3 separate regions of the Homo sapiens genome follow, and all the other regions are linked to region 3. The links are chromatin loops, found by intact Hi-C in ENCODE. Cell type or tissue: PC-3. All regions are shown on one strand.

Evidence for each region. Hi-C counts contacts between places; a loop is a spot of excess contacts. Peaks named below come from ENCODE experiments on the same cell type or tissue, not always from the same donor. Only the 100,000 strongest peaks of a DNase experiment are listed, where the experiment ranks them.
Region 1: a loop joins it to region 3, with 2.2 times the contacts of the local background. A loop is called at or near these places in 3 of 110 quality-filtered maps.
Region 2: it touches region 3 in a loop (2.6-fold over the local background); 2 of 110 quality-filtered maps call a loop at or near these places.

Annotation. Positions count from the first base shown.
Region 1 is chr4:98,518,062-98,526,061 of GRCh38, forward strand. All of the region lies in intron 1 of TSPAN5 (tetraspanin 5), which reads right to left. Among named protein-coding and RNA genes, the nearest start is that of TSPAN5, 140 kb to the right of the region's middle. RefSeq lists an enhancer at 787-866. In PC-3, no CTCF peak of the experiment used is centred here; a DNase peak (open chromatin) is centred at 4,740; H3K27ac peaks cover 3,025 bases.
Region 2 is chr4:98,479,050-98,487,049 of GRCh38, forward strand. TSPAN5 (tetraspanin 5) reads right to left here. Exons shown (of 8, transcript NM_005723.4): 3 at 7,689-7,835; 4 at 2,956-3,126. Among named protein-coding and RNA genes, the nearest start is that of TSPAN5, 180 kb to the right of the region's middle. In PC-3, no CTCF peak of the experiment used is centred here; DNase peaks (open chromatin) are centred at 682, 4,032, 4,332 and 5,182; H3K4me3 peaks cover 1,668 bases; H3K27ac peaks cover 5,964 bases.
Region 3 is chr4:98,569,215-98,577,214 of GRCh38, forward strand. The region is part of intron 1 of TSPAN5 (tetraspanin 5); the gene reads right to left. Among named protein-coding and RNA genes, the nearest start is that of TSPAN5, 85 kb to the right of the region's middle. In PC-3, no CTCF peak of the experiment used is centred here; DNase peaks (open chromatin) are centred at 2,377, 3,657 and 4,787; H3K4me3 peaks cover 554 bases; H3K27ac peaks cover 7,369 bases.

The DNA.
Region 1 (8,000 bases), 51 kb before region 3:
ATGCACACTGTTTTTATGTTGAAACATCTTGACTTTTTTTTTTTTTTTTTTAACTTTTCCTAGGCTCAAGTGATCCTCCCCCCTTTAGCCTCCAAAAGTGCTGGGATTACAGGCGTGAGCCACACCACACCCAGTCTATCCTGACATTTAAAAACAAGGTATGATAAAGGTTAATGCAAATAAAAACCAAAATAGAATTATTCTTTAAGGTAAAAGTAGGATTATATCATTCAACTTATTTAATGAATATCTTCAGTATATACCAGCCACCATGCTAGGTGCCAGGGATAGAAGGGTGAAAAAGAAAATGAATGATATCTTTTCTTAAAGAGCTAATGGTCTGGTGGGAGTGGGTGGGAGATACATAAATAAAATGACAACTCAATTACAGAAATGGAGCATTCCCAGAGATGCACATGGGTTGCCACAGAAACTATGAGATCACTGCAGGGGTCAGAGGAAGCTTCCTAGGAAGTGACACTTGAACTGTATTTTAAAGAGACGGCGATAGAAAGACTATCTCCTGTAGAGGCAACAGCTTATCCAAAAGGATCAAAGCCTGAAACAGCATCTCCCTTCAGGAACCTGCAAGTGGTTCCAGGGCTGGAGCAGAGAGAGCCAGACAAGGCACTAGGCAGGCTATGGTCCCGCACCAGTGGTAGCACCAGGGAACTTGTCAGAAATGCAAATTCTGAGGCAGCTCGAGACCTACTACATCAGAAACTCTGGGGGCAGGGCCCAGCAAGTTCTGTCTTCTTAACAAGCCCTGCAGGTAATTGTGACATGTGTTGAAGTTTGAGAACCTCTGGGCTAGAAGGGTTAAGGCCTGATCAGCATAGCTGTATGTGTTATGGGTACCAAGGGACCAGCAAGCCATGGGAAGCCAACCAAGGATTTTAAGCAAAACAAGTTATCAGATTTGCATTTCAGAAACATCTTTCCAGCACAGTACAAAGAATGAATTGAAGAGAGATGAGACTGCAGGTAGCAAGACAAATTGGGAGGCTACTAATTTGGTGAGAATGACATCAGCTGAAAAAGGAAGAGGCAGCCGCAGCAAGATGGAGACAGCAGATGAAAAGGCAGAGACTCTATGGACTCAGTGGCAGGAAGCAGCAGGGTACAAGGTTAAAATTATGGGCCTTTAGGTCCAGGTGCAATGGCTCAGTCTGTAGTCCCAGCACTTTGGGAGGCCAATGTGGGAGGATTGCTTGAGTCCAGGAGTTTGAGACCAGCCTGGGCAACACAGTGAATATAAAAAATAAATATGAAAATAAAATTAAAAAGATTAGCCGGGCATGGTGGTATGTGTCTGTGGTCACAGCTACTTGGGAGGCTGAGTGGGAGGATCGCTTGAGCCCAGGAGTTCAAGGTTACATTGAGGTATGATCACGTCACTGCATTCTAGCCTGAGTGAGACAGTGAGTCTGTTAGAAAGGAAAGGAAAGGAAAAACAAGAGGAAAGGCAAGGAAAAAAATGAATGGATGAAGGGGAATGTCCTGGGAGGTGAAGAAAAGAGTGCAGTCTAAGAAAACGTCCCAGTTTTTAGCTTAAACAACTTGGCAGGCTTTTGGTGTCATTTACAAAGTTAGGAATACTAGAAGTGGAGAATATTTGGAGAGAAATATCAGTTTTAGATTTCAGTTTTAGGCGTTATTACCAAGACAGATGTCAGACACTGATGTGGAAAGATTCTGACTCTTGCACAAGGAAATCTGGGGGCTGGACAGCAGTTGGCTCTAGAGTCAAACTTAGCTTAGCATTCAGGTTCCACCATTACTGGCTGTGTGACCTCAGACAAGTAATTTAACTTGTCAGTCCTCTACTTCTTCCTCTACAAAACACAGAGACAAGTGGAATCTATCTCGTGGGGTCATTGGGAAGACTAAATGAGATAACGCATGTGCTCAAATAACGTGCTTAAAGTGTGTGGCACATGAAAAGGTGCCTGGCATATGCCTGGCTCAATAAATAACTGACTGTGGTTATCATTAAGGCTACATATAGTCTGGAGGAAAGAGGATCAAGGCATTGTCTTAGAGAGCATGAAGATGTATGGGGCAGTGTACAGAGGGGACCAAAAGGGGAGATTCAGAAGAATTAGATAAAAGGGCAGCAGGAAACCAAGAAAGAGGTGCCACCAAAGCCCATAGAGCAATTACACATTAAGTAGGGGAAGGGGCCAGCTCTACTAAGCAAAGGGGTGGCAACAGTGGAGACTGTTTGTGTTCCGTTAAGTGAAAATTAAAACATAGAGCAACAAGAAAGCATTAAAAAAGTAACTTCCCTCAACTCAAATGAGTCCAGCATGACCACCAGACACTGGGCATTGTGTGGCTAGGTAAGATGAGTTGGGAGGCACGGAAACTGCCAAAAAGGAACTCAGGACTGGCCTGGGGGCACCTCTGTAATATCTGGAAATATCCGTTACCTTACGTAGGAGACAAAAGGGAGGCAGTGTTACACAATGTGTTCCAAAGACCATCAGACGGGGAGTCAGGAGCCCCCAGGTGTAGTGGCGAGCTGCAGAGTAACTGTGTGTGACCTTGGTCAAGTCACTGAATGATAGTCTCCTCAAGTGTAAATGGGTAATAACACCTGCTGCAATGTCACAAGACTGTGACTGTCAAACACAGGGAAGACATTTGGAAAAGAATATGTTGCATAGATACAGGATAAATTAAAATACCACCTTTTATCCATTTCTTAAAATAACAGAGATATAACGCTGCAGTTATGGCTGTGTCATCTGGTACCTGCACTGCCTTTAGAAGGCAGCACAGATTAGCCATTCATGGAATCGGTACTTATCTGGTGCCTATTTCCAGAAGAGTTTGTGTGGGGAGACAATTCTCACATCTACACTTTTTTGGGGGGCAGGGTGGGGGGGATAGAGTCTCGCTCTGTCGCCCAGGCTGGAGTGCAGTGGCGCAATCTCGGCTCACTGCAACCTCCACCTCCCCGGTTCAAGCGATTCTCCTGCCTCAGCCTCCTGAGTAGCTGGGATTACAGGTGCGTGCCACCACGCCTGGCTAATTTTTGTATTTTTAGTAGAGACAGGGTTTCACCATGTTGGTCAGGCGGGTCTTGAACTCCTGACTTCGTGATCCACCTGCCTCGGCTTCCCAAAGCACTGAGATTACAGGTGTGAGCCACCTTATCAGCAAGGCACTGACATTACAAGTGAGTCCTTCGTTACTATCTTTTCAAGAAAATTTGAACAGCAGATAGCCTTGAAAGATTCAGTGTTTCTTTACAGAGCAAGGGTCAGGGAGACTTACTGCCCATTATAAAAGATCGGAGTTCCCTAAGTTCAGGGTTCCTCTCCTAGAATACAACTCACTATGTATCACCTGGCCCTCTCTGCACCACCCTGTAAGAATTAGGGCTCAGGGAAAGTGTACAAAAATATTGATCCTCTGGTTCCTGGCATTGCTGTGATTAATAAAGTCCTATGTGTCTGCCCCAGCAGTGTGATGCCTTCTGCCAGGATTTGTGACACTGTGGCAGGATAACTTGTTTGCTGGCATGCAGGGTGAAATCTCAGACCCTTCACAGTCCTTGACACTCAGTGTTATTGTTCCACAGAAGAGTTTGGTGTCTTAGATTGTTCTCCAGCCCCCTGGCTTGCTTCAGCTTGCCCTGTGGGATGTCAGCACCATCAGAGCTGAGGAGGCTGCTGAGATATTAATAGCTATTTTTAAAACACTTATCACAAATGCTCTCTCTATGCCTATATATCTGTGTGTGTTTTTGAATTTTATTTTGTTTTTGTGGGTTCTGTTTTTTTTGTTTGTTTCACTGATGAAATCTTTCTTTTCTAAGAAACACAGGACATTTATACATTTAAAGAGAGGAAAAGTGACTGTTATTAAACAGATGTCTGTGCTACAGTCAATATATCATTCTTTCATTTTAAAGTGTTCTAATTTAACTGTAAATATTAAAAGTTCCTAAGAAATAACTCCATGTTTCAGGTACATTTTAGTAAACATCTTGCCTTTGAAATAATTGAAATGCCAGGAGAATGTAACTTCAAAGCTTCAGACATTGTACAGAATGAGCTGAATGGTGTTTCCTACACTTACACGCTCCCGTGGCCTATGTGCCCAACCCCCACATTAGGCAAATCCACTACAGAAAACTATACTCAGAGTACACTGACTTCTTGTTAGAATTCAGAAAGCTTCTTTAAAATGAAACCTGATTGATAACATTAGCAACAAAGTCATCCAAGAAGTCATCTCTGAGAACCTCAAGTCCACGCTGAAACAGGAAGTGAATTTTCTCCTGGTGGGCCTTTTGAAATAAACGCTCCATCTTAAAAATGCCAGGACCCTTCTTAATAGCTATCATAGAAGTTATACCTCCGATCAAATCAACCATTTACAAAAAGAATGATGACAGGTGCCTTCACTTCAAGCTCTGTTTTCATATTTCCATACCCATGTTTAAAATCCCCTTAATAGTTGCACTGAACTGACGTCATCTTTCTGATGCTTTATAAATTCAATCAAAACCTAAAACATCTTGAGAGATGAATGCAGGATGCATGGGGCATAATCAGGAGATCCCAATCCATTGATTATCATGTGAAAGAAGGCACAGAGGCAATTAGTCCTTTGTTGTGGATGACAAATAACCTCCACATAAAATGTTCTATACACTGAGGCATCTTTGATCCATCTTACTGGCTCAGTGACTCACAAAGGAGGAAGGAGGGGGGATGTCTGAAAACAAAAGGGCAGCCTGACGACACCATTTAGTTATTTATTCTGTATGTTCAGCTCAGTTTTTCCTCTTTCCAACTTTTCATGATACTATAAAAAGAAATGGAATGGATTCCTTTCAACCAAGAACATCAGCACTGCATACTAAGAAGTAAAGTACTGGCTTAACACAGAGCCCACAGAAGCCACCGAATATCATCCTCTCTCCTTAGTTAGGTATTTTTTACAAGGAAAATGGGTTTTGACAAATCATTCTTTTATATGTTCTTTTATATAAGACTTTAATGCACAGACTCTTGGAAATTAATTTACATATAAGACAAACTATTCACAGCTTCAGGAGAGAAGGCTGGGTTCTCAACAAGCACTGCCTTGGAAACTATCCATGTGTGTGCACTCTGGAATTTTCCTTTTCTGTTAGAATTGTTTGGAAGAGTCTCCTGATGAACAACAGCATGAGGGATGTGAATAAGCGTCCCTTATTTCCTCTGGTTTAAAGACATCCATAACTTTTTGTTCTCTGAATAAAAGTGGCATGACATTAAAGTGAGTTGAAGATATAAAAGCATGTGCTAGAGATCAGCAAGCTTCTAAAATGATTTACTAATTCAGATGAATATTAAAAAATCAACATGGAAATAAAAATTATGGTTTTTTTTTGAGACAGAGTCTCCGTCTGTTGCCCAGGCTGGAGTGCAGAGGCGCGTGCTCGGCTCACTGCAACCTCTGCCTCCCGGGTTCAAGTGATTCTTTTGCCTCAGCCTCTTGAATAGCTGGGATTACAGGTGTGCACCACCACACCTGGCTAATTTTTGTATTTTTTAGTAGAGACAAGGTTTCGCCATGTTGGCCAGGCTGGTCAACATGAACTCTTGGCCTCAAGTGATCCACCTGCCTCGGCCTCCCAAAGTGCTGGGATTACAGGCATAAGCCACCGTGCCCAGCTTTTATCTTTAAAAATTAAGAGGACTGCTAATTTCCTGAAGTTAAAACAGAAAGTATAAAGGGACCATACAAATTATAAATAGTGACACAGCCAAATGAGCCTGACCTCTGATGACAAACCTTGGTTCAAATCTGGGCCCCAGCATTTAATGGATGTGGCCTGGGCAAGCTGACACTCTCAATTTTCTCTCCCATAAATACAGACTATTGCCTAGCATTCACATAGCATTGATATGAGGATCAATGAGTTAAGGTATGTGTTTTATGTATAGTAGGCACTCAATAAACACACTATTATTGCCATTAAAAGTGTAATTAAAAAGTCTCTTACCTAAGCACAATATAAGGTCACTTTTCAGATAACAAAAAGAAACTATCACATCATCTGTGCATTATTCAGTTAATCTAGCAGATTTGTATCAGAACCGAAATAGCATATACTATGGGGAAAAAAGATTGCAAAGAGGACCTAAAATCCTTTTTTCCTTTTGCAAGAAACTTCTTTTCATTTTTGATACAAGATTTCATTTAAAGCTGTTTAACCAGAGAGGGTCGCCATGGGAAAGTAAACCGCTGACAGAATATATTAGGTTCACATTAATTTACAGTGGTAGCATAATGCTTATGAAAAATAAGCTGGCTGGAAGCCCACAGTTTGCCCTTGAGCCTCAGTCAGCAGGGAAGTTTTGTGCAATATGATTAGTAAATGAGGAGACCCTAGGTGATTAATTAGTGCTCCATGTCAATCCTATCAGACAGGCTTTCAGCCAGTAACGTAAATAAGCCACCTGATTTTAAACTTCCTCCTCTTAAAACTGACGTCCATGTGAGCATGACTTTGTCAAACACTTAAATATTGAAGGAAGATTTCCTCCAAATCTCCTTTAAGATAAATCCTGCTTCCTTTGACACACACTTTAGCTCTGGTAAATGGCAGACTAGATGGGAAAGAATCTAAATAAGGAAGCTTGTCTGAGAATTCTGAGTACTGAATTAACAAAACTCATTTCATAAGTCCCTATTAACTGTTCAATGCTCAAAAGAGAAAAATCTGACTATGAATAGATTTACTGCCTACACCTGTGTACCAGTCAGTAACTTTTCCCAGACTTTACTATGCAGTTATGTTTTTAAAAATCTTTTTACTGTGTGTCATTAAATTGTTAATGATCTGTTTTTTATCTATAATTTCCTAGATATTTCTGATATGTATTTTATCAAGGTATTGTCCCAAGAGAGATGTTTCTATGGCCAGGTCTGTTAGTTTACGTAGCTGCACAGTCACTTCTCTGGTATCTATTACTATTTCAGTCAAGCTTCTTAAATTAGATTTAAAAGGGAAAGAAACAGCTTTCCTAAATTAAATCAGTTCCTTTAAATGAGGTTGACCCTTGAGTAGGTAATTTGTGTAAACATAAAATGGGTCCTGCTCTTCCTAAAATCTTATCACTAGGTTCTCAAAACTGGGCTCCAAATGTGAGATGTGGTGTACAGCAGGTCTTCGAGAAATGTCATTTTGTTCAATGTCGTTTCCTTCAGTAACATTGATGAGAGGCCGGGGCCATTGTGCAGAGTTTGCACATTTGCCCCACGTCTGCATGGGTTTTCTTTGGGTACTCTGGTTTCCTCCCACATCCCAAAGATGTGTGCATTAGGTGAACCGAACTGAAGTGTCCACACGGTCCCTGTCTGAGTGAGTGTGGATGTGTGATGGAATGGTGTCCTGTCTAGGGTGGGTCCCTGCCTTGTGCCCTGATATGCCAGGACAGACTCCAGCCACTCTCAACCCTGAACTAAAATCATGGAATCATTGAGTAAATAATTATTTTGTTTTTATTAATCCTTTCTCTTGTTTTCGAGACAGAGTCTTGCTCTGTCCCCCAGGCTGGAGTGCAGTGGTGAGATCTCGGCTCACTGCAACCTCCACCTCCTGAGTTCTGTATATATAGCTCACATTTATTTCAATGTTTAATATTAAAAGTGTTTTGAATCTTTACTTAGTTTGCTGATGTTTTTGTGACCAGAAATATGTCCTAGCAACTTCAACTTTTGTCTGTATCAAGTAGCCTATGGTAAAATTAGATTTCTTATACATACATGTCATTTTGCTTAAAGTCACAGTTTCCAAATAGATGATCTTAAGTGAGGACTTACTGTATCTGTATAATTAAGATATAAGTATTCCATTCTTGTCTGTATACTATTTTCTCATTGTAGATGAAAGGCTCTATATGAATAAAATACTGCATATAAATATACTCACATATAGAATCTACAGATCACCGTGTACATACACAGAAACATCAAAGGTGTCCTAGGCTATA
Region 2 (8,000 bases), 90 kb before region 3:
TAGGTGGAAGAAGGGCAGAGCAGCTGTACAGCAGGGCTCAGTTAGAACAAGATCTGTTTGGCTTGGGCACGTCATTCTAGAAGGAGAAACAAGAACATTCTAGAAGGGTAAATAAGACACTAACGACAGTGGTAGTGACTGAAGGAGGCAACTGGGGTTATGGGTGGGCTAACTATAGCTTACTTTTTCAAAGTTTTGATCTCTACATTCTAATAGTTTTTTTAAAGATCTGTTTTGTTTTATGGAGCGCAGGGAGACCCCCTGAAACTATTGCTATGGAATAAAAGATGAAATGCTCCTGATTACTGGAAATACAAAATTGCATGCAGGATTGTGTAAAGACAATGCCAGGTTGGACTGCCAGAATGAGCCAACAGTGCGTGATGTGCTTCCCCCTGCAGAGAGCCTATGAATGGACGTGCAGTCAGGGAGGTTTCACATCACCAAGATTCCTATCCCAGAAAAGCAGATGTTCATAGCTCTGGGAATAGAATGCGACCTTTGTGGAGAGCCTATAAACAGACACATGAGGGGCACCTGTCCATATGTATAAGACAGGGCTATAAATGCCCTCATCTTGCCACGGCTCTTCTAGACCTCTTTAGGGTTAAGGCATACTCCCTTCTGAGAATTTCTGGTCTAACTGGTTGTGTAGCTTCACGTCCTGTTTCTATGGATTGTTTGTAACTGGCTTTTGCTGCAACTGTTACTGCTGACTAATATCTTGCTAATCATAGGTTGTGGAAAGACTGTGTTTCTGTTTTAAGGCTCTGTTAGAAATTACTGAAGCACACACTATATTGTAAATTCTTATCCCTGTATACTGTACTTTTGCATACAGATGTTATGTTAAAGAATTACTTCATCCCCATGTGACCATCTCACCTCATAATCAAATGACCTAAATCCCTCACTAACCTACCCCCACCCTCACTAAACTTAATAATAAATTCTGGTATATCCAGTGCATTGTTGGCACTGCGTGACCAGAAGGCGGTGACCCCCCTGGACCCAGCTTTCACTATCTTGTGTGTGTCTATTATTTCTCGACCTGCCGATCCGCCTGGGAACAGAGAGATCCCTGTTGCATTGCAGGCTGCTGGCCAGATCCCGCAATAATGGAGGTATAACTGACATACAATAAATTGCACATTTTAAAGTATACAATTTGATAAATTTTGACATCTGTATACATCACAAAAATGTCACCACAATCAATGGATATATAGTTGATATATCCATTACCACCAAAAATTTTAGAGGTTAACTTTTCATCATATTTGTTTCTACTCTGAGTTTGTTTAAAAACAAGTGCATGTGTTTTACATTTTCAACTTTAAAAAGTCAGTCTTCCAATTAAAATATATTAAAACAAGCGGTTAAATTCAGTGGTTCTTAAATGGGGCCGGAGTCAAAGGCTACTACACAAGCCCCTTCCTCACTTCCCTGGGATGCACTTTCTCTACTTCTCTGAGTTAAATAAATATCAAGTCTCAACCATTTGAAGACCTTCCGGACCAACAGCTACTTCTAAACATTACATTCCATGATGCAAAAAGAAAATCACATGAAACTGTAGTATTTCCGTTTAAAGCACACAGCATCCCAAGACAACATGGTCCTTCCAGGGCTTGGGTCATGCATTTCGAGGTGTGTCCACAAAGCTCCATCAATGTGTCATGCAAACTAGTCAGGAATAATGCCAGGAAAGGGATTATTAGGGAGCCTGCACCCATTAGGACCTAATAAAACAGTGAAGTCGGCTGAGGACATGAATCAGGGCTTAATTTCCCACTTAAGGGGCAGCTTACTCCAGGACGAAATGTTGCTGCCACTGAACAAAACCACATAACCCTGCTCAGTCCTGAGTGCCTAAGGAAGGGGATGGCCTCCCTCATAAAGAGTGTCAACATGGCTGCTGCCTCCCTTCATCACAGGCAGACAACTATCCAACCCCAAGAAGGCTACCGTTCACTGGGCTTCTGCTTGCCCTCCGGTCCTGCCATATACATGAATGCCACAGACACCGCTGTCCAAGTCCAAGCTCAGCCTACCCGACTTTTCAGTGCAGGTATATAAAGACCTGCAAGTTTGTAGGACCCTAACACCTTAGCCTAATATAAAAACATGTATGTCTCATTAGTGTCATAATATCCCTGTGAGTTAGACAGTAGCTAGTATTATTTCCATTTTGCTATTGGGGAAATAGGTCAAGGTCCTGTGAGCCCAGGGTCCCTTATCAGATTTTGGCACTAGACCTGTGTCTTTTGGTCCCTTGCATTCTGAGTGAAACGGGACATCTGCTGCTTTGCTGGCACTGAAAGAGCCATTTCACAGGCATGCTCAGAGACGGGAGGGAGTGGCCTGGACTCCAATGCTCAGGGATAGGAGAGAGTGGCCCGGATTCCACTGCACAGATTCTTCACTTGTTAGAAGCCACTAGGACTTAGGAGTTTCTAAGCTTTTGCTTTTAACTGCATGTGCAATAATAATATTTGGATAGGCACATTTTAGGAACTTTGTGGCAAATTATTCTGTTGATAAGTAGATTATTATGAGCTGTGAAATATCAAGGATTACCAAAAAAGGGGGCAAGGGATAAGAAAGAATCCATATTTAATAACCAAAGAAAACTTTAAACCCGGAGCAAAACAATGTTCCTCAAATGCAAATAGGAAAGGACAGCCATGATTATAACGTTTTGCTCAAGCATTTTCTTCTTTGTTCCTCTAACTTAACAGAAGTTGAAACAAGTGAAAATAGGAAATTTCCATTTAGAATACAAATCCTGTAAGTCACAGAGCAAGTCGGAAAATAATAAACAAACAAACAAACACCCATGCAGAATAGTCAGGTAGTTTCCAGCTGGCAGATGCAGAAACCAGGAGGGATGAAATTCACTGGGGTCATCGTTCAGAGAACTTTCAACTTGAAAACAAACCACTTTAAACTTACATATTCCTGGGTGAAGTCTATGAGGTTTTGCAAATCAATGTCATCCCGATATGCTCTGATGTTGTTGTTTATAAAGAAATACAGCTGGTCTTTGATCCAGTCTTTGAAAACAAATGCTAGAACTCCGGCAGTGAGCTCCAGGAAGAAAATAATTCCCAGGAACACAGAAAACTAAGATAAAAGACACATACACAGAGAACAGTTATAAGGGCTATTTTGATCATATATAGCTAAATGGTTCCTCTCTAAACAGGTTTGTAATTACATTGGATTGTTACACATCTCCAAAGCAGATAATCTTCAGTTTCTGCTGATTCATTAATAGAATATTACACTCCAAGAAAGGACTTTTAAAAATCATTTTATAATCACATTTTAGGGTCTCTAGTGTTCCATTTGATAATTAACCAACAAAGCCCATAAGCAAACATGGATAATAAGGATTTCTCATTAGACCCACATTAAGGCCTAATTAATTTCTCATGATTAATGTACTGCCAGATGCTTGTAACAATGACCTGCCCCTATCTCTAGTAAGCTTCTGTAACTTGAAAGATAGATTATTCCAATATTTTAAGATCGCCTGTCACTTGTTACTGTGGCCTTGATTCTCTATGCAATATATTCCTTTTATGGATTCAGACACCATTTTAATTCTCTTTTGCACCTGCTATACAGGGTAAAATAACAGATGTGTTCATCTTAGATGAAGGGGTCAAAGAGGAAGTAGTGGGGTGGGCAGTGACCGCGAAATGAAAGTTATTTCCCATCATAAAAACAAAATGAAACCCCTGAGTTGAGGGCTTTCCTGGGAATGCTAGCTGTGCTTGCCTTCCTCTAGGAAGCATGGGCCCCAGCAACATTTTAAGTGACATCAAAATGCAGCCAAGGGGAGACTTCCGCTTAATGTAGACAACAGGGGTTTTAAAAGAGGGGCTCAAGACCATGAGGCAACGTGGTAACTGCCCGTAACTCTGGAGAAATTCCCCTTCCATCTAGAAGACTCAGAAGAGTCTCAGCTTAGTCATATCGACTTACTGCTCACGCCCACTGTTTTTTCCACCTCCTACCATCCTGTATTCTTAACCTTCTCAAACTTTGTTGTTAAAATAGATTATGAGAAATGAGCTGTGAAGGACCAGAGGGTACAGTGCGGGTAAATTTCTGGTGACAACAGCAGAGAGGGTGACATGGGCCACAACTGCTGGGCAGAGGTCCTGAAGGCCACATGCAGAAGAACAGTGAGCAGCTGAGGAGGCAGGGGGTGCTCAGGTGGTCTGCGGTTCTATCTTCAGCAAGCAGACAAGGAGCTGCCAGCCAAGAGAAAAATGTATTGGGGAGGGGTGCAAAGGAAACAGCAGTTACTCATTAAAAGAACAAAAGACAAACAATGTTTATTCATTCAGCAAACATCTACTGAATGACCCACAATGAGTCAGGCCCTGAGGTAGGTGGGCTTTGCAGAAACAAGGATGAGTAAGAACAAGGGGTATCCTTGCCTTCGAAGATGTCCCAGTCTTATGTGATTAGGGAGGCTAGGCAGGGAGTGGGTATCTGCAGACATTAGATGTCTGTAGATCTGGCAGTATTTGTCTAGGGTGCCAAGTACTGCTCTGTGAGGGTGGGCACGGGAGGAGGAGTGGAAGGTGGAAATAAGTGTTTGGCAAAGTTTTTGGACTCCCAGGTTAAGGCCCCAATTCTAGACCCTCCAGCTCAGCCCTTCAGGTTTCCCTAGAGTTCCTGATTATATATCCTTCAGGAATTCGCCAGAAATGGAATTTAAACAGTTCTTAATTATCATCAGTGATGCCAATAATTTCAATTTAAACTTTCCCCAATCTAGAAAAATGAACAGAAAAAATATCACACCACTTCTGCTCAATGCCTACCCTACAGTGTAAATAACGCCCTGCCCTGTATTAGGCCCCACCTTAAGCATGTAAATATGAATTATGAATTATCACAGTACAGAAATGACAAAATTATAGCTAGCATGCATGAGCATACACAGGAAACACCAAGTCAGGGAAAGATTTTAATTCAGTTTTTGTTCTCACCTCCATAAAAGTTAAGTGCATTTTCCAGTTCCCCTGGTAAATTTTCTCTTCATGTTACATATTATACATACCAAAAATTGAGTCCAAATTCAATTCATATAAAATATTTGGCAGATACCTACATGCCCCAAGCCCTGTTGAGCTAATTTCCTCTATTTCCAAAGGTGCAGACACTGACTCACAGGCTTCACCCTAGAGCCTCGGTCAACCAAGAAGGTCTATTTCCATTTTGCAGTATCTTAGTTCCTAGATTTTCCCTCAGCAAGTCTCCTAGGGGAATCAGATCTTTAGAGCTATTTGGAGTCCTGTGGACGTTTACTTACTACTTATCTCATACCTTCTGTTCGAAGATTATTCCAGGCAAGTTTTTATTGTTTGTCCTAAATGGAGAGAGGCCATTTAAGATATTTTCCAAGTCTTAAAAGCCAAGAAACAACACAATTCTCTTCATTTCCAACATGAGACTTTATAAATTAAGGTGCTGATTTAGAGAAATGTGTAGTTTTCTGCCTGTTCAGTTAACACTGGACTCTTCAACTGTAAGAAATGATAAACTATATTAAAGGGGCCACCACTATAAATGAAACTATATTAAAGTAAATCACAATTAAGGGGACTGAGCAGGTGCAGTGGCTCATGCCTGTAATCCCAGCATTCTGGGAGGCTGAGCAAGGTGGATCACTTGAGGTCCGGAGTTCAAGACCAGCCTGGCCAACATGGTGAAACCCCATCTTTACTTAAAAAAAAAAAATACAATTCAGAGGATCCCAGCCAGGTATGGTGGCTCACGCCTGTAATCCCAGCACTTTGGGAGGCTGAGGCGGGTGGATCACCTGAGGTCGGGAGTTTGAGACCAGCCTGGCCAACATGGTGAAACCCCATCTCTACTAAAAATGAAAAAATTAGCCAGGCACGGTGGTAGGCTCCTGTAATCCCAGCTACCCGGGAGGCTGAGGCAGGAGAATCGCTTGAATCCAGGAGGCAGAGGTTGCAGTGAGCCGAGATCACACCATTGCACTCCAGCCTGGGCAACAAGAGTGAAACTCCATCTAAAAAAAAAAAAAAAAGGATCCCACATTTTGGGGCATGGAGGCCGAAACTGATGAAATAGTGGCAACAGATGAGTATGACCAGGACCCAATCAGGCTACAGGAAAGCTGGCAAGGTGAGCTGAGCACTGGAGCACTGAGATGCCTCAAGCCAAGAAGACTGGCAGGTTGGCAGGTGGCAATCAGGGACAGAGCTCTCCTGGGGGCTCCCCAGGTTTCTGACTAGGTGAAGAATGAAGCATTTGGTTGTGTGTGTATGAGAGAGGGAGGGAGAGAGAGAGAGACACTGTGTGTGTGTGTGTGGCAAAGGAAGGATCTGGCAGATAAGGCAGATGGAGTCTTAGGAAACTAGCTACAGCCACTGTGGTCCCATGTATCCACAAGAGAGAACCAGCTGCTTGTGAACTTATCTGTAAGACCAGGTACCCCTCGGTTCTCCTTGTTAGAATAAGTCATGCTAATTTTCAGGTTAAATAGCCTCCAAAAACTTCTCCGAGACAGAGCTGCTCAGAAATGGGCTGCCCTGGGTGGGGCACACCGTGTACCCTCTTCTCAGGGATGTTTAAGAAAAGACGCTGGAGGATGATGTGGCAGAAATGCTGGGGAAGAGAATCACACATTACATGACTATTGGGCTACTTCTTGGATATGCTTTTTTTTTTTTTTTTTTTTTTTAATGAGAATGTCCCTGGATGATGATGTGTCAACAAAAGTTGGGAATAACTGTGGTAACAGGAAATATTACACTACAACTGTTCTCTAGAAATCTCCACCATCCCCATCCTTCCTCAGCAAATGAAGGTGGGTGCTTTGGATCCTTTCTCTGTTCTTAGAAAGGGGAATGGATGCTTCGTATAGAGAGCTATGATTCAGACGCCCATCAGAGTGCCAAGCTCCATGCTGACAGGCACATTTGGCTACATTCAACAACCCTATATAAGATACATAAACGGCACATGCCATTTTCTTCTCCTTTGAAACGAGTCTCCAACGCAAAGGCTTTCACTTTTCATTCTCTATTTTAACTTTAAATACCAGTGAACCCCCTGGTGAAACCTCTCCTCTACAAACATTCACTCAGACAGTGATCACGCCAACCGCACCACATCTAAAAATTACAAAGGAGAACTTTGTACCAGCTAAGGACAAAGAAGCTTTACCTTTTACTGTTTCTCCATATTTAGCAAAACCTACTGCTTAACAGATTTAATCTGGACAGGCCACAGTCACTGTGCTTTTGCCTGGTTTCTCCAAACCAACAGCCTGCACAGCTCCCCACTTACTATGTGCATTAAAACGGTGGGAAGGAATCACTTAGAAGAAAATATATATATATACCTACCTTAGTCCTAAAGATATCTTAGGGAATGGAATCCAAGTCTGTGATATATATGCACAAAACCTCCATGGATGGCATGGTGGGGTGGTGGGGGTGGTGTTGTACTTATTAAGGAGGCACAACTGGGAATCAGGGCTAGAGAGCTCTCTCAAAAGAAAATAATGACCTGGGCCCTACTTTGGCCAGTGCCTTTGGTACAGCTCACTGTCTTGCCTGTAGATAGGGTGACCTCCTGATGGAAGGTAAAGTTTTGGCTCTCAATCTGAGAGTAGAGAGTGGAATACTTACAAACTTGAGAAGGAAAGTGTTTTCCCGTAGCGCTCCAATGCACCCTGCAAATCCCAAAATGAACATCACTCCTCCCACCACAAGGAAGAGCCAAACTGGGTCAAAGCCGCCGAGATCGGTGATGGAAGAGATGTTGGACAGAACTCCCTGGGAGCAGAAAAGAACACACAACAAGGCACGGGGATGTGGGGTCAGTTTTCCAACATGTAAAGATTATTGCATTTGTCCTTTCCCCTCCCAAAGAAAACCTTCAGAGGGCATCTGATTATCAGGTATGTGATTAATACTTAAGAGAGGAAAGAAAGAGAGAGA
Region 3 (8,000 bases):
CCACACCAGAATCCCAGGCCATGAAATGGAAATAGAAACAGTTCTATTCTCATTTTAAGGCAGTAAGCAGACAATCTGGTTTTATATATCCACTTCCTGAACTGGGATAACACGATGGAGAGATTAGCTCTGGCTAGGCTCATAAAATCAGTTTCTAAGCCTTGGTCCTCAGGGGACCAAGGATGTCCACTGGAACACACCGCCCTGCAGAACTCCTTGGGAAAACCCACTCTGACCATCTGCAGGGACGTCCTATTAGAAGGGATGTGGGAGGCAGCCTGATCTGGCTGCGGCAGAGTGCAGGATGGCTGGGGGTGCTCGTGTCAGCAAGCTAGCTCACAGGCTACAGACATAAGGTGACCAACAGTGTAAACTAGAGTAGAGGCAGTAGGAATGGAGAAAAACAGAGGAAAATACAAGAGACACTAAGGAAGTAAAAGAAATGCAAAGATGACTGGAGTTTCTATCTCTGGGACTCAGAGTGGGGCCCCCACCTTGGCAAGACAGAGAAGAAAATTTGCTGAACCTGGATGTGATTTGAGATATGTTCATTTGAGATGACACCATCAAAACTATACTCAGTCCAATGACTGGTTGGGACCATGATAGGACCATATTCATTAGATTGCTTGGTCACTCTATTCATTTCACAAACATTTACTGAGTGTCTACAATGTACCAGATATTACTCTGCCTGTCACTAGGGACCCCTGCCTTCAAGGAACTTACATGGTCCAGTGGTGTTGGCAGAGAGGTCAATTTACTATCATAGTAAATATAGTAGGTTCTATGATGGGGATGTGCACAGAGTCCAAAGGGAACATCTAAAATAATGAACACCAAGAGAGAGAGAACAAAACTTTTTCAGCCAAAGGAAATCAATTTTCTTTAAACAGAAGAATCAATGTTATCCTTTCATCTTCTTGAAGTTTTGAATTCATGGAAATGTTGATTTTTAAATCAAACATCAAAATCCTATCTAATTTTACTTCCTTTCACCCTATAAGTGGTAAAAAACAAATAGCAAGAGGACTGAAAAATACTCTTAGCTGAGAGATTGCAGCAACACATGTAGAAACTCCCAAAAAAATAAAGGTACATGCCAGATCTGTGACAGCCCACAGAAAGGCAAACATCTAGTACATGGGCCAAAAACCAAACCATACGTAAGGCACTGCCTACGTAAAGACCACAGATTCATTCAGTTTCATCATCTGGCACAAAGTTTCCAAACTGCAATTCATATTAACAATTACTTTCCATTGACTGAAAATTTAAAAGATCACAAATGACAAGAAAGGTAAAACTAGAGAAATGTGCCTTGTCTATAGGGCATATATAAATGCTGACTGCAAATTTCAGCACTTAGCAAGGTGGAGGGAAAAAAGAAAAATGCCACGTGAAAAGACACAAACGCAGTGTCTGAGCCAGCTTAGAGCCAGGATAGGTTAGGCAGAGGGAGGAACAGAAACAGAGAGAGATGGACTCAAGAAAGTATCCACATGAAGCCATATTTGCCTTTGAGAACCTAATGTGACCTAAGCCCTTGACCAGGTAAACGCTCTCCCATTTTGCCATCTCTCCTCTTTCATACTCCACCCCACTTATGTCCACATCGCACCTCCTACAGACCTGAGCCAAACTGGCTCTGAGCAACGCGTGCTGGGGCCTCACCTACCAGTACCCTGAGAAGGCCTGAGAACAGGGCCTCTCAGGGTGCCTGAGAGGTGGAGGTTGCAGCGAGCCGAGATCGCGCCACTACGCTCCAATATGGGCGACAGAGCAAGACTCTATCTCAAAAAAAAAAAGAAATCCATGTAGTAAAAGTTACTGTAACTCACTCAGAGGTCAATGGACCACTTGTCTATTTTCCTCATTCTAGCAAGTTCTAGCAGCCCTGATCATCTGGCTTTCAAATCAAAGGCTTATTATAAAACAGCAAATTCAAAATGGAGATGGGCTGGCCACTAGCCCTACTGACAAAAGCAAAACCAGACAGCCAAGGAGGGGACACACATCACATAAAGGGCGGTGTGAAGAACCGCGTGGACCCTGAAGTCCGTGGCCACTCATGGAGGGCAGGCTGCACGGGGGAGCGCAGAAGGGGCTGCTGGCGGGGAGGAGGGAGTCTGGGGAAAGGGGAAGTGCACAGGGTTACTGCAGGGGGGTGGCTGGCAAACCCCAGGCAGCCTGGAGCATTGCAACCAACAAGAAGTTCTCCCACAAACCGTTCTGGCTTTTTTTTTTTTTTTTCAAATTTACAATGTTAGTATAATGACTAAAAACAGTAACTAAAAGCACTACTAAACTGATAACAGCATTTTTATTATACCATTCTGGGTGAGGTAAGTAAAAAAAAACCACATACTGTGCAAGGTTAGGAAAATTTGACATCAGAAAGGGGGCACTTGTGTGTGTAAAGGTGAGGAGCTACCCATACGGTGGAAGGTTAGCCTTGAGGCTGACAAACCTGGATGCAAATCACGGCTGCTCCTCTCAGCTGTGTGTATGTAAAATGGGCATCAAACTATCTACATCATACGATTTTGTAAAGGAAAGGACCCAGGGCAGTGACCATTTCCTTTGGTGAATTAGTTTGTTCACACGTTCAAGAAACAAGTAACAATATGTACTACCAGACATTGTGGATATAACAGTGAACCTCCAAAATTTCTGCTGTCAATGATATTACAGTCCGGTGGTGGAGAGAGACAAGAAAAGGCAATTACAATATAATGAGAGAGACATTTTATTTATTTATTTATTTATTTATTTAGAGACACAGTCTCAACTCTGTCACCCAGGCTGGAGTACAGTGGTGCGATCCTGGCTCACTGCAACCTCTGCCTCCCGGGTTCAAGTGATTCTCATGCCTCAGCCTCCCAAGTAGCTGCGATTACCACCACACCTGGCTAATTTTTGTATTTTTAGTAGAGACGGGGTTTCGCCGTTAACAATTTTTTCCAGGCTAGTCTCGAACTCCTGATCTCAAGTGATCCGCTGGTCTTGGCCTCCAAAAGTGCTGGGATTACAGCCATGAGCCACCACACTGGGGCAGAGGGACATTAAGACCGTAAGCATAGGCACAATGCACTCTAGGGTCCCTGACCAATCTACAAACAGGGAGAACAAAGCCTGGACAGTGACACAGTTGTGAAGATTAAAGAGCTTTAATTAATTCCCACTTACTTCAGCAAATATTTAATGTGGCTGTGTACCAGCACTGTTCTAGGGGCCAGGGTCACAGCACAGAACAGACTGAGACCGCTACCTTCATGAAGCTTACGTTTGGGAAAGCAGGAAAAGTAAGATCATAAACACTATAAAGCCTACTACGTCTCAGACATTCTGTTTTCAGAGGGCAAGGAAGACTTCAGAAAGAGTTCATTCAAAGTGATTAAAAGAAAAACGTTTATGCTTAATGGGGGAACCCCTCAGCTATCTGAAAAGTTAGCTGTCCAAAATAACACAATCCTAGCACTAGCTGAGGTTTTAGTGTGCTCCCCTTTTACCTTCTTGACTTCCTTTTCTCTTATACCCATTAAAGTAAATATGGAGATGAAAAGATGTTGTAAATACATTTCCCTCACGTAGCACCTCTTCCTCATTCACCTGGAACATGTTTACCTAGTGTGACAATGAACAGTCCAGATTGTCTAACTCATGAGAAAGGGCCATGTCACAATCACAGTGATTTGTTTAAAGAATCTTGCCCACTGCATAATTAGCCTGTAGGTCACCATCTGTCTCTAAGTCCTCATAAAACTAACCATATGTTGTTTTCATCAAGGGCTGAACAAAAGTAACATAGACCCTTCTCCAAGGAAAATGCTACACGTTTCTTATGGAGAAAGAGGATATTGAGAGAATGCTTGGCTTCCCAGTTATTAATGCTTGGCTTCTCAGTTATTACCATATTTCCTTTATATTTAGAAAATTTTTATTTTGTTCTGTTCATGCTTTGACCATGGCTATTAACCCAAGCAACACTAACAATTGCTAGAAGTTTCTGAAGGGGGCTCTTCTAGGAGACATTGGGTAAATAGGCTTAGGGCCTCCAAATTTTATTTTTCCTCTGTGGTTTGACCTCGTAATATGAAGAGAAAAACATACAAGCAAATATATCTTATAAACAGTTCTATCTATTGTCCATTGCATTTAAAAATGCAAACTCATGAAATAACAACTTTTTAAATTTTGTATTTTGTACAGATAGAGTCTATGTTGCCCAGGCTGGTCTCGAACTCCTGCGCTCAAGTGATCCTCCCATCTTGGCCTCCCAAAGTTTTAGGATTACAGGCTTGAGCCACCATGGCCCAGCCGAAATACCAACTTTTAAATCATAGTAACACTATTCTAAAGTAGATAACAACTACAAGAGAATCTAAATCATCACTTGAAACTGTTTGAAAACTGTCATCGAATACTATTTTGATTTATGAGAGCAAGAATTCTCAAACTGTTAAGTACTGATCTTCTCACATCACCCACCAAGGACTAAACAATCTTAATAAGAAGCAGAAGTACAAAATGTTCTGAATTTTAGTTTGGTTTAGTTCATTTTTTAAACAAAATATGGATAAAAATTATCCCAAAAATGTACATACAGCTTAAAATTACATGGCAGGGAACACTGAAGCATTTAGGTAACTCAGGAATGTTAGAATCTCATGGTACAAGTGGATCATTAACACTGCTCTTATGATGCAGAGAAACCAGTTCATCAACTGCCTTCCCTGAGGGCATTACAAAATTAATCTGATCCTTGGTCTACAGATTCACGCATCAACTGTATTTACAAAACTGGCCACAATGTCATCATTTTAAAAAGGCCAAGAGTTTCCTACAAGGCTAATGATCCCATTTGGCCTGGGAAAGTATTTGTTGAACTGAATTGAATGGTGCAGAGAAGGGAATTTTAACTTTCCATATATCCTGACTCATTAATCCTCAAGTTAACCCGTTACCAAAAACAGCCAACCTCTCAAACCTTTAAAGGTTTATGCGCACATCATATTTCACCTACTTACTGACCTTGAATTGCATCTCTTCATTTTTTCTAAACTTACCAACAGTTGATGGGCAGGGTTCCTCGTCATAGAGTTTCACTAAAGGTTTATTTTACCCCCTGCACTGAGAGCACTTACCTTTCTCACGTGTGTATAATTTAAGCCTAATTCTTACAGGATATTTAACAGTTATCCCTCAGAGATCTTGAGCATTCTCCTAGAGACCTCTTTACCTTATGGCACTAGGTCTTACAATGAATGTTTCCAGTCTAACAGGGCCTTGATCTTCTTAGCATAAGCTGCAGTGCTTCATCCAAGGGCCCTATCAAGGTTTCTCCCCTTCCTTCCACGGCAATGTCCTAGGGTGTCACAAAGAATAGTAACAGCAGCGTGATCTAAGGGCAGAGAGACAGACCTGGCTTCCCATCCCGGCTCATACACTTCTTGCAATCCTGGTTTCAACTTTTCTAAATGGGAATGCCATCTCCTCACCCTTATTCAGGGTAGCTATGACTATTACCTAAAAGCACGAAGGGTGCCTAGCGACGGACCTGATCCCCAACAGACACATGGTAAATGGCAACATTACTGAAGAAGTTAGAGGCCGCTCTGCCTGGTGAAGTCTGCTTTTTGTAATCCATTTAAATGGTCTTTGTCCACTGTCCAATGCATTTAAGTCCTCCTAAAAAAGAAAAGGGCACCACGAAGATTAAGAGCTAGCCAGGTGAAGAGGGTGGCAGCTGGAATGTTCTGGGCCACAGGAAAAGCACAGACTCCGGAGTGTAGGAGCTGAGAGGTGCAGACAAGGGCCAGAGCCAGAGCCAGAGCCAGCACGCTGAGTGGAGAAGGAAACAGAGTCTTGTGAATCCCCTCTGCAAGGAACACCTCATGACACAGGGAAAGCTTACAATGTAGTGGCAAATTTTTAAAAATAAAGTACAAACTCAACATGAACAAAATGGATCCATATATACAAATATCTGGAAAACAAAAAATATAGAAAATTATTTAAAATATGTAAGTCATCAGAGATAATCGCTACTCACACACACATTCTCTCTCAGATTTATACATAGGCTTTCTGAATTTTTCACAAAAGTATTTGAGCACATAGTATATCTCTAACAGGCTGGCGGGCTCTTTTTTTTTTTTTTTTAAAGCCCATACTGTCAGTCTCTTTTCAATGAGACAATATAACTCCTAATCTTTCAGATCTAAGCTCTTCAATACACATACTACCTGAGAAGTTTGAAAGCCCCCAGTGAACCTTGTTCCCCAGCTCTTTCTGCTGATTCCCTTCTCTCTTTCTGCTAACGAGACGTCTGTGGTTATTTACTGGGTAATTTCACCAGCCAGAACCACTGGGGCTAATCCAAGGGTTTCTTTTCCTCAGAAACAAAAACAACAGCAGCAAAATCTCCTTATTTATAATATTCAACACCTCCCACAACAGTCACATAATATTCTAGAAACTTTTCCTCTTTCATCTACAATATCCTGAATATTGTATTCAATGCCATTCCCATCCATCTGCGCCCCCCACCCCACAAAAAAAAAAAAAAAAGTGGCTGGGCGTGGTGGCTCACACCTGTAATCCCAGCACTTTGGGAGGCTGAGACAGGCAGATCACAAGGTCAGGAGATCGAGACCATCTGGCCAACATGGTGAAACCCCATCTCTACTAAAAATACAAAAAATAGCTGGGTGTGGTGGTGCATGCCTGTAATCCCAGCTACTTGGGAGGCTGAGGCAGGAGAATTGCTTGAACCTGGGAGGCACAGATTGCAGTAAGCTGAGATGGCACCACTGCACTCCAGCCTGGTGGACAGAGCGAGACTCCATCTAAAAAAACAATAATAATAATAAAGGTTATTTTATGTCCTTTCTCAGCCTCTGATAACTTAGGTTATTCTGTTGCTTTCTGGATATTCACATTATTTACAAGAAAATTAAAAAAAAAATCAAACAGTATTAATTTCCTCTTTCCCCCTCAATTCATGTACACAATCCACTTTGCCAACATATTAAACTTCAAATGTTTCAATTAACTCAAAATCAACCTGCAATGTTACAAAACTTAAACTTACATTGCTAAGTCTACAATCACCACAAATATTGCCTTTTTCAAAAAGGGAAAATTTTTAAAAACATAGTTGTATATCAACCAAATTAGATTGTCTGAATATGTTGATTTTTATCTAGATATTTTGATTTAAAAAATGTCATGGGGCCATGAGCAGTGGCTCACACCTGTAATCCCAGACAACATACTTTGGGAGGTCGAGATGGGAGGATTGCTTGAGGTCAGAAGTTCGAGACCAGCTTGGGCAAAAAACTAAAAAATTAGCCAGGCGTGGTGGCATGTGCCTATAGTCCCAGCTACTTGGAAAACTGAGGATGGAGGGTCACTTGGGCCCAGGAAGTCCAGGCTGCAGTGAGCTGTGATGATACCTAGGCAACAAAGCAAGACCCTGTCTCAAAAAAAGGCCAGGACTAAGAATGATTTTTCTTTCAGCATACACCTATTTATTACTTTATTCTGTTTGTTTGTGTTGAGACAGTGTCTTGCTCTGTCGCCCAGGCTGGAATGCAGTGGTGCGATCTCAGCTCACTGCAACCTCCACCTCCCGTGTTCAAGTGATTCTCCTGCCTCAGCCTCCTGAGTAGCTGGGACTACAGGTACCCGCCACCACATCTGGCTAATTTTTTGTATTTTTAGTAGAAATGGGGTTTTGCCATGTTGACCAGGCTGATCTTGAACTCCTGACCTCAGGTGATCTGCCCACCTCGGCCTCCCAAAGTGCTGGGATTGCAGGTGTGAGCCACTGCACCCGGCCATATTTACTGCATTTTATTAAGTCTCCCCTCCTGGTATTCATGGAAATAGAAAATAACTGTTTTATATTCTGCTGAAAAATGAAACCCCAATCTAAAACTCAATTTGAGAAAAAATTATTCATACTTCTCTCTCATATTTCTGTTAACAGAGAA